Linked DNA regions of Mus musculus: region 2 is linked to region 1. The links are chromatin contacts, found by Hi-C in ENCODE. All regions are on one chromosome and are shown on one strand. Each heading gives the region's core, a stretch centred on a gene start or an enhancer-like site at or near the end of the contact. The rest is flanking DNA. Distances are from core to core; before and after follow the strand shown.

The links. A loop is a pair of places that touch in the nucleus more often than their neighbours do.
Region 2: a map of gastrocnemius shows a loop between it and region 1 (2.6-fold over the local background). The contact joins the enhancer-like site here to the promoter of Tvp23bos in region 1. A Hi-C loop is called at or near these places in 3 of 37 maps with a recorded cell type or tissue (gastrocnemius and heart).

What each region holds. Positions count from the first base shown.
Region 1 is chr11:62,919,769-62,924,356 of GRCm38, forward strand. Tvp23bos (a long non-coding RNA gene) reads right to left here and starts at 2,863. Exons shown (of 3, transcript XR_388723.3): 1 at 1,468-2,863; 2 at 355-489.
Region 2 is chr11:62,965,424-62,969,688 of GRCm38, forward strand. The region is part of intron 1 of Cdrt4 (CMT1A duplicated region transcript 4); the gene reads left to right. Among named protein-coding and RNA genes, the nearest start is that of Cdrt4os2, 16 kb to the left of the region's middle. RefSeq lists an enhancer at 355-2,857. Within about 2 kb of position 1,493, at least 3 of the 3 ENCODE cell types and tissues checked have a DNase peak (open chromatin) inside an H3K27ac peak, as active enhancers do; they include gastrocnemius and heart, where a contact is called at or near this core.

The sequences.
Region 1 (4,588 bases), core at 1,613-4,112:
CAGCACCTCCTGTGGCAGTTTACAACCATCTATAATGCCAGTTCTGGGGATCTGATGCCCTCTTCTGGCCTCTGTGGGCAGTACCTGTGGTATACACACAGACAAGTGCACACACATACATACTAAAAAAAAAAAAAAATCCCCAAAAAACAAAAATTAAAAAGTGCATTTTCTGGGATTGGTTCTTTATCTCAGTGGTAGATTTCTTGCAAGATCCTGAGTTCCATCTCCAGCATTCACCCTGTCTAAAAGGGAGTGCATTTTTCCTCCTCTCTAGTTATTGGCACTGCTTTCCAGAACTATCTAACTCCCTCCCCCTCGACTCCTCAACATAAATCCTGGCTGAAAGCTCACCCTGTGCTCTTCAACGATCTTCTCGGTTTTTCATTTCTTATTCAAGTGAATCTTGGCCTGTTCAGAAACCACAGGATTTCACTTATGCCTTCGATCTGCCCTGCTTGCTCCTTCTGTGTCACCAAACACCAGGAGCTGACAAAGACAAAGATGCCGTTAGCCAGAAGAAAGGGGGCATAGCATTTTGCATGTTGAAACAGTCCTTTCTGTAGATGTCTGCATGAGAAGCCTGTGCTGGTAGAGTCACATGCCACAGGGCCCCTCAGTCCCTGGTTCTGGGCTTCCTGGCAGTCTCAGCATCCTGGATGCTCAGCCAGGTCTCCCTTGATGGAGCCTGGACTGTGCTTGGGCTTCATACAGCTGTCAGGTCTGGTTTTCATGCTACTCATGGGGCCCCAGGTTGGGCCTCCTTGCTTGGCACTGGAACTTCATTCCTGGCTGTCTTATGACCTCCCCAGCCCTTCTCTCCCCCAACTGCCAAGAGATCTGATTCCATTTCCAAGACCTGGCATAACCCACTATATTCACAGCCTCCATACCACCCTGAAAACCCTTCCAATAACATTTCCTTAACTACAGTGGGCGCTTTCATTTCCTGATTTTTTCCTTTAAATTTTCCTGCTGACTAGGTGTTGCCAGACCGGTCACTTAAAAGTTAATTTACAGAGTCCCGAGCTTCCTTTAGGGAACACAAGCTGAGACGCCAAAATCTCTGTTTTTCAAAGAATGTGATGTTAAAAACCACCCGGCTGGGTCCCAGACTGTAATTTAAAAGAAAAAGAAAAGGAGGAGGAGGAGGAAGGGGAGGAGAAGGAGGACAGAGTGGGGGAGGAGGAGGAGGAGGAGGAGGAGGAGGAGGAGGAGGAGGAGGAGGAGGAGGAGATGACAACGATGATGACTACTACGAAGAACCACCACCACCACCACTACAACCACTACCGGAGTGTCCATGGGTTGAAGCGTTTTGATTTACACACCATTTTCTCCCAGATAATCCGAATTTTTCCAACCGAGTACATCACGCCAGTTACAAGAAACCATTCCTGCCCCACCTTAACCGCCTCCCGCCTTCCTTAAGCTTCTGGAAGCTGCCAGCAGATGGCGCTAGCCCACCTGATTTTTCCTTGTGTGGCCTTGGGAGTCAGACAGGGAGGTAGGTGGGGGAGAGGCCTGAAGTCAGAAGAACGCTGAGCCCAGGCCAAGATTTCTTCTGGCATCTGGAATGCATTAAAAACAACCCACAGAGCTGAATATAATTCTCCTTCGAAGAGAGTGGGGTGGGGAGAGAAGAAGAAGGAGGGAGGGAGAGAGGAAGACAGGAAAACAGAGCGGGGAGGGGAAGAGGGTTGAAAATGGCAGCGACAGGCAGAGAAGCCCGTGGGTCATCCTGGAGACGTGTGCCTCATCTCACTTGTCCATGACAGCTGCCAGCATTTCTGCTCTGGGTGAACAGGGCGACATGGTTGAGAGGAGGAAGCAAGCGACAACCAGAGGGTTCTGATAGGATGGTGGGAAGGGATTCCCAGCCTTCTCCAGCAGGCTCCTCCTCACTGGCTTGGCGGTATCTGCTCTTGAGGGCGCCTCCTCTGCACGCAGCCCTATCGGCTTAGAGCACAGCATACCCGTGCTTATGGAGGCTGTGAGCAGGTTGAATTCCAGGGACCGATCGGCCTTCTCTGCCACTAACCCTCACTCCTCCAACTTCCAATTCAATTTCCTTTTCTCCTGGGCCTTGACGGAAATAGTTTTTAATGGTTGCTCAACCGTGCCACCTAGTGCTTAGCAGATTCTGTGTGAAGAGCAAGCAAAAGACAGTGGGGACATACCATCTGGGAAGGAGGCAGCTAGCTGACTGTCAGTGGGGACCAGTCTTGGGTTTGCAGACCGGTTCTTCTTTTTACTCCTGATACCAAAGGACAAAGACACCCATTCCGCTAAGCTGGGAGAGAGCTGGGCCGGGTTGTGTCTGTCCACTGGGAGGCCATGCCGAGGTACTGAAGAGACCGTGCAGAGAGCTACCAGACAGAACTACCAGGCTGGGCTAAGCTGCCTCTGGGTGTCCTTTGTCCTTCACGGGAGCAGGTGTTGGGAGTCTGATTCTTGGTAAGCGGTATTGGGAGGTGATGTGGAAACTTTAGGTTCTACCTAGTGAGAAGGCTGCCACCGTGTGGTTTGTCCACCAGTACCATAGCACCCACCAGGAAGCCTATACTAGATGCTACCATCTTGTCATTGAACTTGTGAAACCTTGAACTAAAGAAATCTTTTTCCATAATAAGGTATGCAATCATGGGTGTTTCGTTTTAGCCACGGACAATTAACTACTAGTACAACCACCCTGTCAGACTGTCTAATTTCCATGAATTTAATCAAGGACATGGGCCACCAGGAATGGTGCTTTCACATACAACAGCTACCAGCAGGGTCTTAGAATCCTCCTGGCAGGGCTTGCTGAGTGACACAGCTGAGCCCCCAGCCTAACCTTGGAGCCCACTGCCATCTTCTTGCCCTTGTAATCCTACCAGCTGCCCTCCTGGCTCTTCCTGCTCCGGGCTTGCTGTCAGCCCCCTCATGCCATGCCACCCTCAGCCCCACCTCTCCTCTCCTCCTGCTCAGCCTCATGTAGACGTCTACAAAGAGCTGGCAGTGCTTCATGTTCATGTTCATTCTGGGGTCAACTCAAAGTAGTGACTGGCACCACGGACTGGAGCCAGTGTGAGAGGTCAGATCTTGTCCACTGCTGGGTAATTTGAGCCCGTTGTGTAAGCTGTCATAGCCTCAGTTTCCTCATAGGAAAAATGGGATGATGATAGCAGCTATGCCATTGGGTTGTTTTGAGGGCTGAGTTGACACATTTAAGTTGCTTACCCGGGACAAACACTTGATAATGGTTGCTGTTGTTAATAGCTCCCCTTTTCTCAAATCTGGTTGTCTTTAAGGAGTTCTGCTTTATGGGAAAGGGAATGTGGGTGGCTGTGTTAGTCTGTGCCTGGTCCTCTAGACTGATAGTTTCCAAACAGCAAAGTAGGTTTGGAAACATGTAACTACTCTCTTAGGATATATGAGGGAGCAGGGGACTTAACTTTCTGTGGCAGAGTTAACTGTCTATTCCCCAAACCCCATGACCTTTTCCCTCTTAGACACAAGCTAAACTACATTTCCTAGCCTCCCTTGTGAGACTTCATTCTGTGCAACTTAATCAGAGCCTCTGTGATACCAGAGTGCTGCTCGCTGTCCAGTCCTCAAGGCTGGCTTCGTCTCCATCTTTCATTTGATTGAAGAGGACACCAAAGTTCTGGGAGAGATGAGACAGAAGGGTCCCCTGTTCAGAGGGATGAGAGAAGCAACTCCAAGCAAAGAAAGACAAACTTTACCCCGTTAAGCCCATAAAATGTATCTTAGGATCATTTTATACTAAGCCAACGTGTTAAAATAAATTTTGCGATGTTATCTGTTAATTTTTCTGTCTTAGGGTGTTCAAGTTTTAATATGTATCGAAAGATGAAGAAGTTCACATTTACAAGTCAATGCTCAACATTTTAATAACGTATGAACATCTGGGGTCTCCTCTCTGTGGTATTTGAGTGACTTAAGCCCTCCTGCAGGCAGGTGCACACACAATTGGTGACCTTTGGAAACACTCTGCCATCTTTTCATTTCTCTGTGTGACCTACTGTCACCTGGAGAAAGCTCAGGGAAGATGATCAAGAAGTCAAGTGAAACAGTTTGCCGAGGGTCTTAAGTGGGTTGGAGGAATAGCTTAGCATGTCCTGTAGGACAGTAGAGTAAGTATGGCTGACAGCAGTTAATTTCACAATAACACAGGGGATTTTGAATGTTCGTGATGCAAAGAAATGATAGCTTTTTAGGGTGGTGGCCTGTGCCAACCGCCCCCACTAACCATTATATACCAATATCACGATGTCACGCTAGATCCCATTAAAACGTAATTATACTAGCAATGGAGGAAAGCAGACTGGGAATTAGAACACTAAAGAGTTTTATCTCTGATTCTAACTTGGTAACTACAGGCAGGGGATGTTTCCAAGTCCTGGGTGTCCAAGTCCTTGTCTTCAGAATGTGGTTTCTCTGCTGGATGGGTCTACAAGCACTTCTTATCTCTAATGTTCCACGGACTCTGTCGACGTCTGGTTTCAAGTGGGTGTGAGCTTCCTTTGGGACTAAGAGTTGAACAGCTTTAAAGCATCCACAGTGAAGCCCTTGCTCTGCCCTG
Region 2 (4,265 bases), core at 243-2,742, 44 kb after region 1:
TTCTGCTTTCATGGTCCTCTTTCTCCCTGCAAACACTCCTCCATTCTGCCTTCAAATGACTGTGTCCCAATCCTGCCCCTTTCTCCCTGTCCCCTTGCCCTTAATATCTCACCTTTCCTCTTCTTGGTCTCTTTTGTGCCTAAATGGATTCATCCATTGTACACAAAAACATACGATCTATGATATATATGTGTGCATCTGTGCACATGCACAAGTGTAAGTAGCACTGTGTGTGTGTGTGAGAGAGAGAGAGAGAGAGAGAGAGAGAGAGAGAGAGAGAGAGAGAGAGAGAGAGAGATATTAAAGGACAATCTTAGGTAATTGGCCCTCTTCTATGTTGATTGAGATATTGTTTGACGTTGCATGCTCAAAGCTAGCTGTCTTTCAAATTTCATGTAATACCGTCCATTGATTCTCAGGATCACTTGCTGTGCTAGTAGAGGCTTTGCTTCCATCTGGTGATGTAAAGTCTTCACTGACACCTTTGATTCGCTTTGCAGGTATTCCTATACAGTCTACTTTCATTCTTCTATGTGGGCACTTAGTTTCCCCAGCTCAGTATGTGTCTATAGCTGTGTGAGTGTACTTCTGGGCGCTCTATTCTGTTCCATTGCCTTGTGTGTCTATATTTGTACCCACACCAGGTCCTGAACCCTGTCCATCATGGCAGAGAAGCCGTGCTATAGTAGCTTGGGGCATCAGGATCCATGGTTAAGGAGGTGGACGAATGCTTGTGTTTATCTTGCTCATTCAGCCCTGTGCTGTCCACAGGGGGTGAGCCCCACCTCCACCTCAATGAGTCTAACCAAGAGCATCCCTCACAGGCATGATCTGATCCTAGGCAAATCAGGATAATCTCTCAGGTTTGCCAGAGGCTTGTCTCCTAGGTGATCCTTGAGCCTGCTAAGTTAACAATATTATTGACCATTATAGCCTCAAACTGGGGATTAAATCCTTCCCTTCCTCCCTCCCTCCCTCCTTTCCTCTCTCCCTCCTTCCCTCCATCGCTCCCTCCCTTCCTCCCTTCTCTCCTCCCATCTTTTCTCTCCTCTTCCTGCCTCCTCCCCAACTTCCAGAACTCCCTATGCAGTTCAGACTGTCCCTTAACTGACTAAGCTCTTGTCTTAATCCCTCAAGTGTGTTGTGTCATCAGTCCCCCAAAGGCTTGAATTTCAACCTGAGCTTTTTGGAGGACTTTCACAACCCAGAAATGGCCGCATGAGGACCTGCATCCCTCACAAATCCTTCTTCACTGTGAAGAATCTTACAACCATTTGTTTCAGCTCTGCATCTGTGTGAGGGGGAACAGAAGGCAGTGCTTTAGGCCGAAAGACACAGTGACACAGATGATTAAACATGAACCCACTTTCTGGAATCCATTTTACAGCCCTTGGATAAAGCAGTTCTTTCTTTCCACTTTCCAGAGTCAGCGGAAGTGGGGCGGGGACCTTGGCACAGGATTTCGGAGAGATGGAATTAGTTAAGGCGCAGGGAAAGGGAAGCGCATGTCCGTGGCCCTGTCCTGTCCAGGGAGCACTCACACATGGGCAGGAGACTAGCTCCTTCTCTGCCACAGAGCCTCCTTTCTTCTCCAGGAAAAGCGACTCTTTCACAGCTCTTGGAAGCGAAGGAAATGGAAAGTCCCACTGCATGCTGAGCCCCTCTCCCCTCCTGGTGACTCTTTGCTTCTCACGGACAGAGGCAGAATTTGCCTTGGCTCGCAGGCTATGCAGAGGATCCCCTAGTTCGAGCTGCTCACCGCACTGCTTGTGTGGAGAGCCGGGTGCAGGGCACTGATTGGGTTTAGCAGGGGCTTTTCTGAGAAGCTGCTGAGCTCAGACCCTGCTGGCTCCACATTCCTGCATGATGAGGGAGGGATTCCAGTGTTTACTTTGAACAATGTTTTCCTGTGTTTGAATCCACTACGCGTTAAATTCTTCCAGATTTCTGGCTCCACACTGCAGCTCCAGCAGGACAGAAACAGGTTTACGGTCGTTGGCAGAGGCGCGAACGCAGGGTCAGTCTGGACACTTTCTGCATCTAGAATTTCCACTCGGTGGACAGGAAAGCCACAGCGTCCCTGTAGGCGCAACGCCTGGGAGGGGCGTGTGACCTGGACAGCAGCAGCTCGCTCTGCTAGTGCCTTTTGCATTTCCCACTCTAGAGAGCAAAAGTCAGCTTGTCTCCTCTGAGCTGCATCCGGGAACAAGAACAAGAGAGTTTTGAAGGGCTGGCAGTGTTCTCTCGGGTAGGGTAAATCCAGAAGGAATGCTTGGTGGGAATGTTTGGTGGGGTGTTAAAGACCTACAATACTTTCCAGTTCTTGGGCCTGCTCCTGTGTGAGGAGGGGCAGAGACAGAAGAGAGACAGGTGCAGGGGAGCCCCCCTCTTCCTGCTAGTAGCCAGGAGACAGAGAGGCAAAGTGACTTGGGGTTGAAAGCTGGGGTAAATGTGGGTGCCCACCACAGCAATTGAAGACTGTCGGGGTGGGGTGGGATGAGACAAGGCCTTCTATGCAGTAAAAGTTTATTTTTGTGTCTGAGATGATGAACAATTCAGGGAAAATTCTCATGGGGCCCTTGAGGATTTAGGCCCCGTGGAATCATGTGGCAGGCAGATCTTTTAAACCCTCTGTTCTTGAACCTGTGCTCTCAGATGATGGAAACCTACCCCGAAGACCCCTTCATAATTATGGGTGGGTGTATATGTGAATATGTATACTCACATACAGACAGCAGAGGCAGATGGGCTCTGGCCTTGAAGGCCTAGGGAGAGCCCAGATAGTGTCTATGTAGCCATATGGAGAAAACAGTCCCACAGTAAAATCTGTTGTTTTGAACCTGACCACTTTGACCCCCCCCCCCTTTAAATATCATCCACATTCTGTTTGATCCTTAGAAAGAAAAATGACAAAATATCGATTTTTTTTTCCATTTTTTATTAGGTATTTAACTCATTTACATTTCCAATGCTATACCAAAAGTCCCCCATATCCACCCACCCCCACTCCCCTGCCCACCCACTCCCCCTTTTTGGCCCTGGTATTCCCCTGTACTGGGGCATATAAAGTTTGCAAGTCCAATGGGCCTCTCTTTCCAGTGATGGCCGACTAGGCCATCTTTTGATATATATGCAGCTAGAGTCAAGAGCTCCGGGGTACTGGTTAGCTCATAATGTTGTTCCACCTATAGGGTTGCAGATCCCTTTAGCTCCTTGGCTACTTTCTCTAGCTCCTCCATTGGGAGCCCTATGATCCATCCATTAGCTGACTGTGAGCATCCACTTCTGTGTTTGCTGGGCCCTGGCATAGTCTCACAAGAGACAGCTACATCTGCGTCCTTTCAATAAAATCTTGCTAGTGTATGCAATGGTGTCAGCGTTTGGATGCTGATTATGGGGTGGATCCCTGGCTATGGCAGTCTCTACATGGTCCATCCTTTCATCTCAGCTCCAAACTCCGTCTCTGTAACTCCTTCCATGGGTGTTTTGTTCCCAAATCTAAGGAGGGGCATAGTGTCCACACTTCAGTCTTCATTCTCCTTGAGTTTCATGTGTTTAGCAAATTATATCTTATATCTTGGGTATCCTAGGTTTGGGGCTAATATCCACTTATCAGTGAATACATATTGTGTGAGTTTCTTTGTGAATGTGTTACCTCACTCAGGATGATGCCCTCCAGGTCCATCCATTTGGCTAGGAATTTCATAAATTCATTCTTTTTAATAGCTGAGTAGTACTCCATTGTGTAGATGTACCACATTTTCTGTATCCATTCCTCTGTTGAGGGGCATCTAGGTTCTTTCCAGCTTCTGGCTATTATAAATAAGGCTGCTATGAACATAGTGGAGCATGTGTCCTTCTTACCTGTTGGGGCATCTTCTGGATATATGCCCAGGAGAGGTATTGCTGGATCCTCCGGTAGTACTATGTCCAGTTTTCTGAGGAACCGCCAGACTGATTTCCAGAGTGGTTGTACAAGCCTGCACTCCCACCAACAATGGAGGAGTGTTCCTCTTTCTCCACATCCTCGCCAGCATCTGCTGTCACCTGAATTTTTGATCTTAGCCATTCTGACTGGTGTGAGGTGGAATCTCAGGGTTGTTTTGATTTGCATTTCCCTGATGATTAAGGATGTTGAACATTTTTTCAAGTGCTTCTCTGCCATTCGGTATTCCTCAGGTGAGAATTCTTTGTTCAGTTCTGAGCCCCATTTTTTAATGGGGTTATTTGATTTTCTGAAGTCCACCTTCTTGAGTTCTTTATAT